Regions from separate parts of the Homo sapiens genome. Here region 1 is linked to region 2. Evidence: chromatin loops called from intact Hi-C (ENCODE). Cell type or tissue: dorsolateral prefrontal cortex. All regions are shown on one strand. Region 1 overlaps PDE2A (phosphodiesterase 2A). Region 2 overlaps ARAP1 (ArfGAP with RhoGAP domain, ankyrin repeat and PH domain 1).

Region 1 (2,500 bases), 50 kb before region 2:
CCTCGGGACCTCAGTTTCTTCATCAGGACAATGGGGCTAAAGGTTTATTCTGCCTGGATAAGTTCCAGCACAGCAGGCCCAATATCAGGCCCCAGGGCCAGAAGGAGCCCTGAGGAGAATGTGAGGGGCTCGGGGGGGCCCTTGCCTCCTGTAGGTGCCTAACTCAGCCAAAGGCTCCTGAGAGACGGAGGAAGGAGATGGAGCACAGAGTCTGGGCTGGGTCTCCAAAGACCCAAGTTTGAATCCATCTCTGACCCTAATGCCTTGCTGGCCCTGGCAAGCCCCTGACTTCCCAGATCCTTCCCTGGATGCTCACCTCCACCCCACTCCCACCCCCAAACAGGCCAGACACGAGCAGAAAGGACTATCGGCATAGCCCTTGCTGATGCAAATTTCATTCAAACTGAGGGCAAAGTCACCCATGGGCTCTCCTCGCCTTTCTCGGAGGTAGTGATTACCTGGGAAAATCCTGGCCAGCAAGTCTGGGGCAAGAGGTCCCAGCTAGAGTCCAGCAGGACCCAAGCAGAGCCTGTACTCTCAGTCTGTCTCTAGTGACTTAAGCTTGAGCAAGTCACTTTCCCACCCTGGGCCTGTTTCCCCATCTCTAAAATGAACCCTCCCATTTAAAAATCAAAGAAGCAACAACAAAAATCTTCAGGGCTCCTCTTCCCCCAGGGACAAACTTCAAACTCCTCACTGCATCCACTCTCTCCCAGTCCTTCTCGAGCCTCGATTCCTCCCACGTTCTCTGCTCCGCATCTCACACTTAGGCCACTCTGAACATCTGTCGCTCCCCCATCCCACGCTGCTTCATCTCTGACCCTGCCTCTCTACTGAAAACCTCCTCCCCACTCATCAGGGTCAGCAGCCACTTGCACAGCCCCTGGCCCAGCTGGGTCAGGCCCTCTCACCAAGCCATCAGTGGTCCCCACACACCTTCCCTGAGGCCTAGACCAGAAGGTGGCTGTCCCCCACCTCACTCAGCTCCCCGGGGTGAGGGCTGAGCCTGGCTTTATTCCCAGAGGAGGGGAAAAGGGTTGGCAGCCCAGGGCCTCAAACAGGAACAAGGCTCAGAAGAAGTGGGAGGAGGGGAAAGAGGAGGGATGGAGGAATGAAAAGAAAGGGGGAAGGAAGGAGAGAAACAACTGTCCCCAAGGTCCCTCTGGATGGAACAATCTGAATGAACTCCAGTCCATGCCAGATGCAGCCCCATGCCCCGGCCCCTGCCCCTCCCACTCCTCCATCTCCCTCAGGCCCCAGCCCCGCTCACACACGCCAGTACAAAGGCCCAGAGCCAAAGGGGTCTCTGGCCTCTGCGGCTGAGCCCTGACTGGAGGCTAAGAGTGCCATGTGGTTGTCATAGCGATGCTGGATGCTGTCATCACTAATTCATCACCTGAACCCTGGAAGGCCTATGAGGTGTGAGGAGAGCTGGTCAGAGCTGATCAGAGCAGCCACTGGACATAGGCGTCTTAGGATCTTGGATCTGGGGGAGGAGCAGGGATTGAACTCCATCACCCCAATCCAGCTGTGCCCTTCCCTCAGCCTCCCAACACCCTGGTAAAACAAGCACAGACCTGCCCCCATCTGTTATGTGCACCTACTGTGTGTCCAGCTTGGTCCAACTGCAGAGGCAGCCTCAGTGAAGGCCATGATGGGAGCCTCCCACCCAGCCTCTGTGAGCAGGGCAGGGCATGTCCCTCCTGATGTCACAGGAGCTGAGGAGGGGTGGAGGGAAGAGGGAGGGAGTTCATATGTTGTGCCTTCTCCTGGCAGGCATGTACCAGGCATCTTTAAAATGTAACTCATTTAATCCTCCCAGAAAACCTGCAGGGTCAGAATCATTACTCCATTTTACGGATGCCGGATGTCTTCTCAGCTAATCCTCCCATCCAATCCTCTGGGAAGCCTTTCAGGATGCCCCACCCCGACTTATCGCTGCCTTCTCTGAACTGCCAGCAATGGTGGGTGAGGGTTCTGGTCTCCCCCATCAGATTGGGCTGGGAGCTCCTCCTCCTCCCACCCCAGGTTATGGAGGAAACAAGGGCAGATCTTCCCACCTAGCTACCCTCCTGGCAGCCAGAAGACCACCCTCATCCAAGCAGGCTGGAGCTGTGGTTCTGATCCCTCCCAGGACTTTCCCTGGAAGTCACCACCTCCTCAGCCTGGAGGAGAAATGCCAGACTCCCACCTGTGAGGCACCCCTGCAACCTCCCCACCTGCCCCCCCACACACCCTAGATTTTTTCTGTTTTAAATTTTTTTGAAGTAGAGATGGGATCTCGCTAAGTTACCCAGGCTGGTCTTGAACTCCTGGCCTCAAGTGATCCTCCCGCCTCAGCTTCCCAAAGTGCTGGGGATTACAGGCATGAGACACCACACCCAGCCCACACTGCCTATTTTCTTCACTCACAACCTCAGGAAAATGAACTTTTTTTTGGAGCAGGAGAATGGGAACAAAATTAACACGCAGTCACACAACAAAGCATTTACTGAACACC
Region 2 (2,500 bases):
AGACTTGCTCCTCCACCTGGATCCCCACCTCCAGCAGCCCACAGCCACCACCTGGGCTACGTCAGCTCCCAAGAGGACAGAATCCCCAGCATCTGGCACACAGTGGCCAGAATGAGTGGCCTCGATTGAGCAGATGAATGAACCTTGGGCTCAACCCTCTCGCATTTCATCTTCCTCATCCAGTCAGTCAGAGAGTTTTCCACCATAGATCCTGAACAGCCCTCAAATGCTCACGGCTTCCCCAGGCCAGGCTTCCTCCTCCTCCCTCTCCTGGATCCTATGGCAGCCTCCTCACTGGTCTCCAGTCTTGCCCCTCTAACTCAGCTTTCACCCACCAGCCAGAGTCTGACCCACAAATCTGACCATGTCCCCGCCTCCCATCGCCCTCCAGACAAAAACCAGCTCCTCCCTCTGCATGCAAAGCCCTGCCTGGCCCCTGCCAACTCCTCTTGCCTGGCCTTCCCTATTCTTCTGACATGAGAGGAACACCAGACCCCAACAAGCCTGGGCTCAAATCTGGGCTCACTTACTTGCCAGGTGACCCTGAACAAGCCATTTCCTCTCCCTGTGCCTCCGTGTCCCCACCCGTGATGGGAGAAGTTGAACCCCTGCCTGGCAATGTAAGGACTCAAAGCTAATCACAGGTGTGCAGGAGAAGCCTCATCAACAGCAGCTCTCTGAGTGCTGTCTCCGCTCCAGGCCCTCCTCCAGATAGGATACCTGCCATCCCAACTGGCCAACCCCGCCATGCCTCTGCCTGGTGCCCCGACCCCCATGCACACACCTGCACAGCGCTTGCAGATAACAACACAGAGGTTGATGGAGGCCCAGTCAGGCTGAGGAGCCCCGCAGTCAGCACAGAACCTGTTGGGGGCTGCAGCCCAGATGCGCTCGGCCACCTCCGAGGTAGACAGGGCCTCAGCGATGGCTCCCTGCATGGCCTCCAACCACTGCTCCTTCTCTAGCTCTGAGTCAGCAGAGAAGCTGGGGACATAGGGGTGGGGAGATTAGTGGGGATGGACTCAGAGGGATTTGGGGGCAGCATGAGGATGCACAGAATGAAGTGGGGGACAAGGTGTTGGGAGCGCTTAGGCAAAAGAGTGAGGCATCCCACTCTGGTAGGGAAGGTAGGTGTGGACAAAGGCAAGGACAACAGGAACACAAGAGCGTATGGGGGCAGGGGAGCCCAGTGGGGGGCTCTGCCCAGCCCGCAGAATGAAGGCTGCTGGGAAGAAAATGATGCCTGAGCTAAGATTCGACAGATCAGAAGGGCTGAGCCAGGTGAAGAGGTGAAAGGACAGTCTAGACAGAGGGAACAGCATGTGCAAAGGGGCAGGATTGCACAGGGGGCATTCCAGGAGACAGAAGGGCAGACTGGCAGAGAAAAGGGTGGGAGATGGACAGGGACAGGCCTGCATCAGGAAGAGGAAGTCAAAGTGTACCCTGAGGACAATGGAGAACCCACAGAGGGTTTAAGTAGGAAGGAGGGGAGGGTACAGAGATGTCTTTAAAAGACTCCTCCGCCATCCCTATCCTCATTCCTGTCCCAGCCCCAAATGTGACATGCTCCATAACCCCACTCCACAAAGAACTCCACTGGCCCAACATACCGAGACACCTGTGGCCGCTATAGCATGCCCTGCTCTTCAGGGTGGGAGGCCCTGGTTGAACAATAAATGATGACTGTCCCTGAAAAAATTTAGTTTTAAAAAGACCCCTCTGGCTCTTTCCCTGCCACCACCGAGTCACACATGTGACCATGAGTCTACTCCACCCATGACCCATTGCCACAACCAAGGAAGGCATCGCTGCTGGAGGTGTGATGGCCATTAATGCCACTTTATGGAGGTGCTGGAGACCTCCTCCTCCACAACCTAGCACGTGGAATTCGCAAAACTGCCAAAGGTGGAGCCAAGCACCAAGCTCACCTTCCTGTGCTTGCACCCAAATGCAACGAGCCACTCATGCCAGCTGGGGGAGGCCCTTTGTGTAGAACACTAAGTCTACCTCTTTAGGGTTGATGACAACAAGAAACCCAGGAACGGACAGGCCTCTCAGACTGACAATCAGAGAACGCCCGTCAGGCGGGGCTGCAGCTGTGTGGTAGTTAAGGACTATGGCAAAGAATCTCAGGGCAAGGATGTCATCAAAGAGAACTTCAAATGCAAGAAATGAGCAAATAAAAACTTAGCTCTCAAATATAAGGCTCCCGCAGAAGTCAAAGCAGTTGGAGTAAAGAGGCTGGACAGGCACGGGCGGCCCAAGAGTGAGGAGGCAGGCGCTGGGGCCAAAGGCCCACCAGGCCTGGGCTAGAAGGGTGACAGCAGAGGGATGGGGCCAGATGGGGTAAAAAGGAATGGCACAGGCCAGGTGTGGTGGCTCACCCCTGTAATCCCGGCACTTTGGGAGGCCGAGGTGGGTGGATCACCTGAGGTCAGGAGTTCGAGACCAGCCTGACCAACACGGCAAAACCCTGTCTCTACTAAATATACAAAAATTA

The links. Hi-C counts contacts between places; a loop is a spot of excess contacts. Peaks named below come from ENCODE experiments on the same cell type or tissue, not always from the same donor. Only the 100,000 strongest peaks of a DNase experiment are listed, where the experiment ranks them.
Region 1: a loop joins it to region 2, with 5 times the contacts of the local background. A loop is called at or near these places in 1 of 110 quality-filtered maps.

Annotation. Positions count from the first base shown.
Region 1 is chr11:72,656,247-72,658,746 of GRCh38, forward strand. All of the region lies in intron 1 of PDE2A (phosphodiesterase 2A), which reads right to left. Among named protein-coding and RNA genes, the nearest start is that of PDE2A-AS1, 3.3 kb to the right of the region's middle. RefSeq lists an enhancer at 411-912. In dorsolateral prefrontal cortex, no CTCF peak of the experiment used is centred here; no DNase peak of the experiment used is centred here; H3K27ac peaks cover 612 bases.
Region 2 is chr11:72,706,391-72,708,890 of GRCh38, forward strand. ARAP1 (ArfGAP with RhoGAP domain, ankyrin repeat and PH domain 1) reads right to left here. Exons shown (of 35, transcript NM_001040118.3): 12 at 785-984. It also overlaps the pseudogene RPS12P20. Among named protein-coding and RNA genes, the nearest start is that of ARAP1-AS2, 7.2 kb to the left of the region's middle. RefSeq lists an enhancer at 1-161. In dorsolateral prefrontal cortex, no CTCF peak of the experiment used is centred here; no DNase peak of the experiment used is centred here.